Linked DNA regions of Homo sapiens: region 2 is linked to region 1. Evidence: chromatin loops called from intact Hi-C (ENCODE). Cell type or tissue: PC-9. All regions are shown on one strand. Each heading gives the region's core, and the rest is flanking DNA. Links, peaks and the distances in the headings are about the cores only.

Evidence for each region. Hi-C counts contacts between places; a loop is a spot of excess contacts. Peaks named below come from ENCODE experiments on the same cell type or tissue, not always from the same donor. Only the 100,000 strongest peaks of a DNase experiment are listed, where the experiment ranks them.
Region 2: it touches region 1 in a loop (9-fold over the local background); 1 of 110 quality-filtered maps calls a loop at or near these places.

Annotation. Positions count from the first base shown.
Region 1 is chr20:23,885,528-23,893,356 of GRCh38, forward strand. No RefSeq gene overlaps it. Among named protein-coding and RNA genes, the nearest start is that of CST5, 9.7 kb to the left of the region's middle. RefSeq lists an enhancer at 4,028-4,528. In PC-9, for the core only: CTCF peaks have their summits at 4,396 (motif pointing right) and 4,596 (motif pointing right); a DNase peak (open chromatin) is centred at 4,364.
Region 2 is chr20:25,063,364-25,068,494 of GRCh38, forward strand. LOC124904882 (a long non-coding RNA gene) reads right to left here and starts at 3,234. Exons shown (of 2, transcript XR_007067555.1): 1 at 3,158-3,234; 2 at 1-7. In PC-9, for the core only: a CTCF peak has its summit at 2,568; a DNase peak (open chromatin) is centred at 2,608.

The DNA.
Region 1 (7,829 bases), core at 1,490-6,489:
AATTATCTCAGAGTTGGCTATTGGGGACCCCTTCAGCTGCTTCCTGCATTCTTATGAGATGTTTTCATCATTATTTGAGTCTATTTTTACTTTCTGATGTAACAAGAAGTTGCAGATTTATCTTTCACTTTTCTGAGCCAACCTTAGAATCAGTGGCTAGAATCTGCGGTGAATTTAGAAAGCAAGGCCCAAGTGCAACCTGTGCTCATTGCTCCTGGATGGCCATGAGTCCTCGGTCTGTGCTTCTCAACCTGTGGCAGGAGGCACCAAATATGCTTCCCAGAGCACACTTGGTAGTGTCTGGGGACATTTTTGGTTGTCACTACTCGGGAGGAGGTGCTGCTGTCATTTTGGGGATAGAGGTCTTGGATGCTGATAAACATCAGGCAATTTCACAGCACAGCTCCCAAAGATAGAGTGATTAGGCCCAAAATGTCCACAGTGGGGAGGGTGAGGAGCCTTGTTCCAGGCCTCCTCAGTGGGACAGAGCTACGAAATCCACACCTGAACATACTCACATGTTGATATTTATTTCTACATTATCTGTCTATACGTTATAAACCATAAGTTAATATTGACCTCATTTCCAACCCTGTGAGATTCATTCTGGTTCTTCCCTTTCCAAAGCTGTGGCTGCTTTCTTTGACAGTTAAAAACTTGGATCCCATCAATTGCCATCATCATGCAGTCAGCCTCTGTATCCTTGAGTTCCACCTTTTTGGATTCAACCAAGTTCAGATAAAAAATATTTTTTAACAAATGCATCTGCACTGAACATGGACAGACTTTTATCTTGCCATTGTTCCCTAAGCTATACAGCATAACAAGTATGCACATAGCATTTACATTGTCTGAGGAATTATGAGTAACCTAGAGATGATTTACAGTATACAGGAGGATGTGCATGGGTTATATGCATGTTACACCATTTTATATGAGGGACTTCAGTATCCATGGATTTTGGTATAAGAGGGAGGTCCTGGAACCAATCCCTCATGGATACCAATGGATGGCTATATTTACTTAACTTCCTCAATACTAGAATTTACAGAAAGTGAAACAATATTACAGATGAATGTTTCTTAATTTATTTCCACAGGACACTCTTTCTGAAGGTAGCTGATAGGTGTTAGCCATTCCCCTCAAAAATCAAAGTGTAGGAATTTCAGAATAATTGATTAAAGTTTGAAGATAAAAAATCAGGTGGCTTACTGCAGGCATTTTATGAGTTTTAATGAATATTATAATGTGCATTGATAGTTCCAAAAGGAGGCTTTGGTATACAAAATAATTTCAATGTTTGTTGAAGGAATTTTTAAAAATGTAGTTAGGAGCGCACATTAACTTTTACAGCTGCATTTGTGCTGCGTGCAGCAGTTTGCAAAATGCAGTTTTAGATCTGTTTCAGTCTGCATCTAGCTCTTCCAGATTTTGCCATGAACATAGTTTTGTGCTTTTAAGGAAATTCAATGCAGGAAAATACTTATTCAGCAGGTTTCCTTCATAGTAATCCACCTTTGTACAAGACCATGTGTGTGTGACTGCATGTATGTGTGTGATTGGGTGTGTGATTCTATGTGTGTGTGTGAGAGACTCTGTGTATGTGTGTTATTCTCTCTGTGTGTGAAACTGTGTGTATTTGTGTGTGACTGTGTGTATGCATGTACTTGGACAAATGGCCAGGCATCAATCCCTCCTCAGGAGTCTGAAAGCTGTCCAGCTGCCCACTACTGGTCCCATGATGAGCCTGGCTTATCCCCATTCAGCAGCTCCTGCATCCCCCTAGAGCACCCCATTGCCCTTCTCTAGGGTCTCTGAGTTTGCCCTGCAGTATTTGTTATCATTGTCAGGAGCTCAGCAACACTGTAGATTCTTCCTAGGGTAGCAATGCACTGGAGATGGTCCCACTTTACCTCCTCTGCTGTCTACCTTTGATCACACCCTACTCCAAGGCATCCTCTATTCATGAGACTCCCAGGCCAGGAAGGAAAGTAAAAGCTTTTTATCAACCATATCTGTGCCTCTCTATGTGCTTCCTGTGTTCTAGACACGGGCACACTGTCTACTTGCTCAATGCTGTGGTCCCAGCCCTAGCACAGGGTTCAGTAAGGAATTAGTTGAGTGAATTAATGGATCCTCCAACAATCTTTATGAAATGTGTTTCCATATTTTGCAGATGAGGAACCTGCAACAAAAAGTGTCAAGGCAGAGTCTGATGCAAGTGCACAGGACCCCACACTGTGATGTCATCATAGCTGAGCCCTGTCTGGGATCTTGGAGCTCTCCAGTGATGTCTTCTCCGTAAGGGAGGACCTTGGATACATGTGTGCGTTCAGTCAAAAGAGAGGTATGGTGTGCCTGCTGTATGTCAAGAATTATTTTCTCATCAGCAAGAGTACACTTCTCTATTTGCAGATATGTGAAGAACAAAATGACAATGCATACCAGGTCCTTACTGAACTGCTCGGCACAGAGAAGCCCTGGAGAAAGGGTGACAGTGTTGCTGGTGGAAGCTCTGCTGGCTGGGTTCCAGGACACTGTCTCTGGGACACCCTGTGCTTCCTGCCACCCTCCCTAGGGTGATTTCTTATCCTTCCCTAGTTGCATTTTGATATTTGATCCCAAGCTTTTGTCATTTTTCAAAAGATCCAAAGGTCATCTTAACTCTTGCCATTGAAATGATAGTTATAACAAATAGTTGTAGAGTTAACACAACCTCACAGATGCTGCCGGTAAGATGTTCACATGACATTATCTCATTGCCACTGAGAAAGTCTCTGATACGTCCATAAAGGCATTTCATCCAATATGTATATTCAGAGTCTTCTATGGTCCAGGGATTGTTCATAGGCACTTTACAGATAATGGGACGAATACAGTATTGCCTCTACCCAGCTTGTAGCCAAATGATATCCTAACCTAGAAAGAGTGACCTGGAAAGACCACTCTGGGGATGTGACATGGGAGCTGCACTCTGCAGGAGGAGAAGCAGCCAGCTGCAGAAACCCAAGGGTGGGGATTTTCTGGCCAAAAAGCAGCATGAACTTACCCTGAGGAGAAAATGATCTTAACCTGTGGAAGCTCCTGAATTGATCATCAAGGACCAGCAGGCAGGAGAGATACAGAGACTGGGTCTGGGGATGAGCAGATGTCAGTTCCTGCCAGGCCATATGCATCATGCTGAATATACTTTATTCCAACTCTAATGAGAAGCCTTTGAAAGGTTTTACCGGGACTATGACATGACACCTTATATGTTATTAGAAGGCTGGCATGGCCTCAAGGAAGGAACAGGCTTCTAGTCGGTGAGAATGGGAGGGTGGAGAACAGTCAGGAGGACATTGCAGTCACCCAGGAAAGGGAGGACAGTGACCTGGGCCCGTGCAGTGGTCGGGAGGTGGAGCACAGGAGACTCAGGATGTCTGTGAGAGGCAGCGAGACAGGACTTGCTGAGGGCTGGGGTGAGGGCATAGTGGGGAGGAAAGAACAGAACTCCAGCCCTGGTCTGAGCACGTGCCATGAAAATTACTGAACTAGAGGAGACATGAGGATGAGCAGATGGTCACCTCTCAGGAAGGAACCGAGAGCTGTCCTCAGGAGATTCTTGGGACATCATACATGCCAGACTGTGGATCTAAAATGTCAACCCCTGTGCCCAGCCTAGAGGGGCCAGATTTCATTAGAGTGCAGGGGAGGGTCTTCTTCCTTTTGCTGATGGACTTCATTATGAATATGGCACCACAATGGCTTTTTATTATAAAATGTTTTAAGTACCTATTTGCCAGTCATATTTGGAAAAAGAAAACATTAGCCTTTTTTTTTTTTAAATGGAGTCTCACTCTATCACCAGGCTTCAGTGCAGTGGCACGATCTTGGCTCACTGCAACCTCCGCCTTCTGGGTTCAAGTGATTCTTCCTCAGCGTCCTGGGTTCAAGTGATTCTTCCTCAGCCTCCTGAGTAGCTGGGACTACAGGTGCGTGCCACTATGCCCAGCTAAGTCTGCCATTCATGGCATTGAATGTATCTGAGAATGATGCCTGAGCTGTGTCAGAGTTGGCAGGAATGGTGAGCTTTTGGGCCCTGAGAGATGGAGTGTGTCTGAGGGGAACTAAGTGGGAAGAGGCTTGCAGAGTTGGCAACCTCCTCACCCCATGATAAAGGAGGGGACGATATGCTGAAACATCACTTGTGAAGATGAACACATCACAAAGAGAATGCCCAGATGTGGCAGATAAACCACAAAGCTACAGGGCAATTCCTGTGCCTGCAGCCACCTGCCCTGTAACTCCTGCTCAGTTCATGAGGTTGCAGAGAACCTCTGGGTTCTGCATGCTCCACTTCACCACAGTGACCACCAGAGGGAAGCATTCACCCACGGATGACCAGCCCTTCGGGTGCCTCTACTCGAGCCTCACCCTGGGGAGCAGTCTCTGAAGGTAACCCTGGGGTTGTCATAGCATCTGCCTTGGAGAAAGGGGTTTTGCAAACTAAGCACTCCCTGAGTGCCGTACGGGTTCTGCAGAGGCCCGTCGGCTTGGTTCTGTCCTCGCTGCCCTGGGCTACCTGGGCATGTGGGGTTTTATTGAACAGAGCAATGGCCAGTAGATGGCACAGCCTCCTGTTCCTGCAGCTCTCCCCAGGGCCCCTGCTGGATCTTTCCAGAAAGGAGAGACAGGCCCAGAAGTGACTCTCTCAGAAGACAGGGACATTCTGAAGGCAGGTGACAATGAACGTGTGGACACCCTGTGGACAAGTCTGGTTTCTATCTTCTCTTCCACTCTGCCTCCTCACCCCTTTCCTGGTGCTGTCTCTCTTGCTCCCTGCCCCTTTCTCAAACTACCCATCTCCTTCTTTTTCATGGTCATCTTAGTCAGTTGGAGGCGTGAATACCATGGAAAAACCACGTTTGCTGCTGTGGTTAAGAAGAACACATGATCCATTAATGAAAAACAGTTTCCCATCCAAGGCAAGGTGTCTGAGGACAAGTTTCACCTGAGTCCAGATCTGATGAGCCTGCAAACAGAGGAAAACCCTTAATGATACCTGCTCTGGCCTCGTGCTTATATTCTGCATCAAAGAGCTTTATCTTTTCACATCAAATATCATATCACCACCATCACCACTATATCATCAATATCACCATAATCTTCACAACTATTGCCACTTCCATAACCACCATCACTATCACCAGCATCACCTCCACCATCCCCACAATCATCACTACCACCATCACCATTATCTTTACCACTATCACCATTGATACCACCCCCATGATCACCATCATCATCACCAGCATCATCACCATCACCATCACCACCATGATCACCATCACCATAACCTCAACATCATGGTCATCACCATCATCACCACCCTCACCATAATCATCACTACCATCACCATCACTATTATCATCACCGTCACCATTACTGCCACCACCAAGACCATCACCATCAAAACCAGTACCACCATAATCCCCACCATCACTACCATCTTTACCACCATCACCATTATCACCATCATCATCACTATCATCACCACCATCATCATCATTATCAATACGACCGTCTCTGCCGTCATCACCATCACCACCACCACTATTACTACCATCACTATCACCAACTTCACCACTATTACCATCACCACTATTATCATTACAAGAGCTACCATCATCACCACCATTATAACCACCACCACCACCACCATCATCACTATTATCACAATCACATCACCATTATCAATACCAACATTACTGCTGTCATCAACATCACCATCACCACTACCACCATCACCATCAGTATACTCACCATCATTATACTCATCATGAGCACCGCTATCATCATCAACACCATCACCATCATTACCATTACCAGCATTACCACCATACCATCATCATCACCTTCAAAACCATCATCACCATCACCATTTTCATCTCCAGCATACCATTCTCATCTCCATCATCATCTTCAGCATCACTGCCAGGTGTCTGTCAGTAGCTGTTCTGCATTGGACATTGTGCCACACCCTTTATAAACCTCATGTGATTACATAGTCATGCTAATTCTATATTTTATAGAAAAAAGGTGGTAATTGGCTTTGAAACATGATAGAAGGGTGTGAGAATCTGCTTTCTCTTCTCAGAACTATCTACAATCAATGAAAGAGAAGACTCACTTTATTTCTCAGCTCCCACATTGCTGGATCTTCCCTACAGAGGTCTGATGTGGACATCCACTGTGAAGTCTTCACTGCTTTGCTGGTCTCCACCCTCAGATTTTGTTTCTCTGGTTCTAAAATGTTTAGAAACCCATATCCCCTGCCACATGAAGCATTGGCATCTTGCTGTCTGTGGCTGCACTCTTGCTTTTGCCCATGACATAGCCCGGCCTCTAGGGTAACTGGACTCTGATGTTCTCCAGACACAGAACTGTCCAGGCTCACATAATTCTTTCTCAAATGTTTGCACAGGTAAATTTGTGGGGATGCTGGGAATTGGAATGTGGGCTGGTAAGTTCTGAGGCAGTGAGAACCAATCAAGGGATGTGGGCAGCTTGTCCTTCTCCCCCAGCCCTCTCTGTGGGTTTGGTGTCCTTCTCTGTATTCTCCAATGCCATATTCTCTCATCTGATTTCCACTTGCCTGTCTACCACCCAAAATTCTACACCGAACATTCACTGAGGATGGAGGGCTTGGCTCTTTCGCTTTCATTTCTCCAGCACCAGATTTTGTTTCTAGCATAAAATGTATACTCAACAAAGACAGTGGGAGTGATGAAATTAAGACCATTTTATGAAAAGTCTGAAAAACTTTTATGTCTTTATTTAGAAACATTAATTTATGGAGAAATTCTCTTGAATAATTAAAAGAAAAATATTTCATAGAAGTTGCCAGGAACAAAAAGAAAATTGCTTTGTGTAATTTGAAAAATCATCCCCAAATATAAAATGCACAAAAAGGAAATGAGAGAGACGGAAAATGTAATCATCAGCCTAGAGCCCGGAAAGTAAAATAAGGTAGAAGTGAAAACGTATCACAGGTGCTACAAAGCTCATTCTCTTCCACTGAACAAGGAATTGGGTAAGAAATGCAACCAGAAGCCGTGTACTGGCACCCGAGCAGTTCCAAGCGGGTTCAGGGCAAAATGATCCTCTTGGTACTTTGGTGAACTTGATAAGTGAGTGGATGAGAAGTGTGAGTGATCACCCAGGTACACTGTCCAGGAATACTTGACTGCCCAAAGATGGATAAAATGTTTTCAAACTTTTAGGTTTCTCTTCTTCTTCAGGAACACCAATTATTCTTAAGTTTGGTCATCTATCATAATCCCAAATTTGCTGGGGGCTTTGTTTATTTTTACATTATTTTTTCTTCGTCATTGTTGGACTGAGTTAATTTGAAAACTTTGTCTTCAAGCTCAGAAGTTATTTCTTCTACTCGTTTGATTCTATTGCTGAGACTTTGCAGTGGATTTTGCATTTCTCTAAGTGTGTCCTTGATTTCCAAAAGTTGTGATTGTATTTTATTTATTTATTTATTTTCACTGGAGATTTTTCTATTCATATGCTGCATCTTTTTTTTTTTTATTTCTTTAAGTTGGACTTCACCTTTCTCTGGTGCCCCCTTGGTTGGTTTAATAATTGACCTTCTGAATTCCTTTTCTGGCAATTCAGAGATCTCTTGTTGGTTTGGATGCATGGCTGGTGAGCTGGTGTAATCTTTTAGGGGTGTTAAATAACCTTATTTTGTTATATTACCAGAATTGTTTTTCTGTTTCCTTCTCATTTGGCTAAGCTGTGTCAGACAGAAGATCTGGGACTCAATGGCTGCTCTT
Region 2 (5,131 bases), core at 132-5,131, 1.2 Mb after region 1:
AGCTTACCTATAGATAAAGAGATGAGAAAAAAAATTGAGTAAGAAAAAATGAGGAGCTTTCTCAGCTATATCTCTAGGGCTGCCATGGTGGCAGCTTCACAAGGTGACAGGGCTCCCTTCCCTTCTGGCTCCTATTTCTCGATGTCCCCATGAACTCCGGGTGAGGATGAGGTATGTGGAGTCTGCGCATACATCTGCTTCAGCAGGGGGCTTGAGGATCCCATATGGCTGCAACACACCATAGCCTCATGCACTGTGGCACTGTGCACAAAGCCCTGCAGAAGTGCAGTGCGCCCCTGACCCTGCGGGGTCAACCCAACAACACACAGCGAAGCACAGGACGAGAGAGGGTGGCCACAAGCGCAAGAAGAGCTGGGAAGTGGGAGTGCAATCCAGCAACTGCCTGGCGTCCTTCCTGGGGCTGCGGGATACCCGGCCAGGCAGCTATGCTCTCTGATGCTCTGAGGGCGGTGCAGGAGGCAGAACAGTTGGGCTCTGTGGTGGGGCAGCTCCTGGTCAGCATGAGCGACATGGTAACTCAATTCCAGCAGCACCAAATCCTGGTAACTCTTAATCACTCACCCCAGCCATCCATGAGCATGCACGGCTGGGGACATCATCCATCAACCACCCATAGAACAGACTTCCCCACAAGACCCCTTGCAGCCCTCAGTGTTCAAGGAAGACACCATGAAAATCATTACACCTGGGAGAACAGTCCCTAACTGCCAGGCCTGCAGGGCCAAGGGGGGCACAGCAATTGCCCCCACATGCCAATGCCCTTCCCCATTCCCAAGCTGCCTCTCCTGGGGTTCCCCTACTGTGGTAGCTGCACTGCCTTCTCTCGCTCAAGGCCAGGCGTCACTTTTAGTGCTATTTGAGAGCTGTAAGTCTCTGAGATCACAGGGACATCTTGGGGTCACTCCAAGGGCAAAGCTCTGAGAACTTTGAGCTGTGGCCACTGTCCTGCCTCCTGTGTGGATCAAAAATGGCTTCCTCCTTCATGGAGCTCCTGAGTGTACAGATAGCACTAGACAGGGAGCCAAGGGAGAGGCCTAGAACCCCTCCTGGCTTCTGCCCTCTGTTCTGCCTCCAACCTGCCATGTGGCAAGGCCCCTGACATCTCTAGGCCTCAGTTTTCTCATCTGCAAAATGAACCAATGAGATCCAAATTCTGAATCCTTGAGCTCTAAAATTCCAAGAGGTGTATGAGTCCCATTAAGAACATGCCAGACTTAATAGCCAGAGTTTCTACTCCTTTCCCAAAATCACAGCCTCTGCCAGTGTGGGGCCCTCCACAGATTTCCCTAAGGACCACCGGACTCTGGCTCTGGAGAACTCCTGCCCTCCTTCCTTCCGTTCAATGTCTTCTTTGTCTCACAACTGCCCCATCCCCATCAGCCGTCACTCTGGGCCAGGGACAACCGCTGTTTCTCACACTACTTTAGGGCTGGAGCAGAGACATAGCCACCCAAGCCCATGTCTGAGGGATATAGACAGGAACACCCTTTGTGGTTTTCTTTTCATGTTAGTTCAACTAGAATTAACTTTATCTTGGACTTAAGTGCAAGCAGGCATTGACATTTTGGTAGATTTCCAGTCCAGTAGCTTCTGAGAATGGCAGCCAGCTCTGGCTGGGAAGGTTTAGATTTTGACTTGCATAAAACTAAAAATTGAGAGGTGAAGCTAGGAAATGGATCCTCAGCTAGAACTCGGCGTTTGCTTTAGTTTGAATTTGAGTGACAACTAGAATGTGGACCTTAGAGGAGGAGGCTTATAGTCCAGAGGACAAAAGGGATAGTCCCAAGTTCAACACTGTGCTCAGAGAAACAGACTCCCACACCCAGGCAGAGGCACCGGCAGCAGCAGGGTTTCCACTGTGCCTGAAAGACCAGGGGCCACCTGCCCTCATGGCTTTGTCCTGTAGTTTCATCGTCCAGCAGAAGCCTGAACCAGTCCCCACACACATGGAGGGCCAGGGGTCCTGATGCCTGCTGGTAGCCCACCCTGTCCCCTGAGTGGTCTTGGAGCCAGGTGCACTGCTTGAGTCATCACGCAGATATTGCTCGGTTGCTTGTTTTGCAGCAATCACCTGGTTTCTTGATCCCTCCATGATAAGAGGCTACAAGGGGGAGAGGGAAACCAGGGAACAGCCTTTGGCTAGATCTGAGCTGTCGGCCCCTTTGCTCTGTCCTGAGAAGGCAAAGGTCACTAAAACTGCCATCGCATCTCTGCCTACCGCCTCAGGAACTTCTTGGGCTTCCCAGCCTCTCAGCTCAAACTCAGGTGTGAAGGTTTATGATGCAGTCACAGCTTTGAGCAGAGACCACAGGCAGGGGAGGAATTAGTCTGCAAAGGTGCTGATCGCTAGGGCTGGACATGGCTTTCCCAGAGACCAGTTTCTGTGGGTCCCAAAGAGAGATGAAACATGGCCCCAGCCCTGAAAACACCAGCGAGGACCCAAGAGGATGTGTATCTATTGATGAGGAACTAATAGCATTAGTCAAATTTCTTACCGGGCTGAATGTTGAGAAATTGTAAAGCTGGCCAACACTGCCCCCTGGCTCTGTAACTGATGCTGCTTTCCAGCCTATCTAAGCAATCTGTCAAATCTTCCACAGGACAAGCCAACCAGAAGAACTCACGCATTCCTTAAGATCATATCGCCATCAAAGGAAGCCCAGGAGCATTTCCCTAATAATGAGCCCTCTCAGAATAACCTTTGTCTCCTTAGTAAATTAATCAACACAGATTGACTATGGCCAAGACAGTGTGATAGTCCTGAACTCGGGGAATTCTGGATGAGGATATGAGAAATCTGTTCGCCCTCGCAAAGATACATACTCCATCAAGACGGACTGGGTACAGGAAGTGTATAGATGATAGATAGATAGATGATAGATAGATAGATAGATAGATAGATAGATAGATAGATAGATGATAGATAGACAGATAGATTCCTTTAAAAGTCTGATAAATTGGGAAAACACAAATCCCTTGGTGGAAGAGAAATTCTGAGGAGGAGCCCCTGGCAGGTAGCAGGCAAATGGGTTAGAATTCAAGGCAGAAACTATAACTGAGGGATATAGTCAGGAACACCCCTTGTGGTTTTCTTTTCATATTAGTTTAACTAGAATTAACTTTATCCTGGACTTACGTGCAAGCAGGCATTGACGTTTTGGTAGATTTCCGGTCCAGTGGCGTCTGACAATGGCAGCCAGACCTGGGAAGTGGCTTGAGAGGGCAGCTGGGAGCACTGCGAAGGTGCTCTGGGGAAAGCGTCAGGTTTTTTGGCTGGGGACCAGGGAGAAGTAGAAGTAAAGTAAAGCCATTTTTGTCCAGCCAAAGTTTTTGTCTGGATGGAGGAATGATATAAATGCAGGCTAACTCTACATAGTGATAGAAACATGTTTATTAGGTATGTTTAAATTTTATGTATAATTATTAGAAAACTAAAAAGAGTATGTGATTTCCAAACCATTGGTGAAAGAAATGGAAGAAAAGTTGGTCAATTTTAATAAAACAAAACAGGAAAGGGTGGAGTGGGGAAGGAACAAGCAAGGATGGCAAGTTGGGAAATATAAAATAAGATCAAGAGATATGTCCATACATCATATCAGTAATAACTGAATTAATTAAATTTTCCCATTAAATAGAAATTGTAGCATAGAGTAAAAAAGAAAGAAAATTTAGAAAAGAGGATGCAAGACATGGGGCATGGGATAGACACACATACACTACACACACACACCACACACACACACCACACACACACACCATACACAGCACAAACACACCCTCACACCCCCCCACACCACACACACACACCACACACACGTCATGCACATGCACACACCACACATAGGCACCACACCACACACACACCACACACACGCACACACCACACACACCACACACAACCACACAGCACGCACACACACCACACACCACACACACCCCTACACAACCACACCACACACACTCGCACACACACACCACACACACTACACATAATGCACACACCACACACACGCACACATCACAAACACACGCCACACACATGCACACCCACACCACACACATTCACACATAGACACACAACACACACACACCCCACGCACCACATACACACAGCACACACACACAACACAACACACACACGTGGTCACAAATACCACACACACGCACCTGCACACACCACTAACACACACATGCACAAACACCACACACACATTACACATACCACACACACACTTCACACACACCACACATATGCACTCACACATACCACACATGTGCCCACACACACATACACCACACACACATGCACACACCACACACACTCCCACACAACTACACCATATGCACACAAACCACACACAGGCACACACCCACACACACACGCACACACACACCACCACACATACACACATGCACACACCGCACACATGCACACACATGCACACACACCAAATACCACACATGCGCATGCTCACACACACATGCACGCACATACACCACACAGACGTGCACAACTTGTGAGCAAACACGCACACACACGCACACACACATTACATATGCCCATGCGCACACCACACACACGTGTGCACACACACACCACACCACACACACCAAACACATGCACACACCACACATATACCACAGGTGCACACACACACCACATGCACACACACCACACACACGCACATGCGGGCACACACATTTGGAGTTTTAGAAGGAGAGAAGGGGCGAGGAAATATTCAATGAATTAAAAGCTGCAACACTTCTAGAATTAATGAAAGACAATACTCAGGCTCAGGAAGTACACAAATTCCAATCAAGCTAAATAAAAATGAAAGCGGCACCTCTACACATGATTGTGAAACTGTCACAAACCAAAGATCAGCAGCAGGTCTTTAAAGAGCCAGAGAGTGAAGATAGATTACCTACACAGGAATGGTGTTTAGACTGACAGCTGACAGCTGAGTAAAATCTTTAAAGTATTTCAGGAAAATAATTGTCAACTTTGAATAGTGTAGTTAGTGAAATCATCTTTCAAGAACAAGCACAAAATACATTTTCAGACAAACAAAAACTATAGGCTTTTCACCCTATTACTTCAGGATTACTT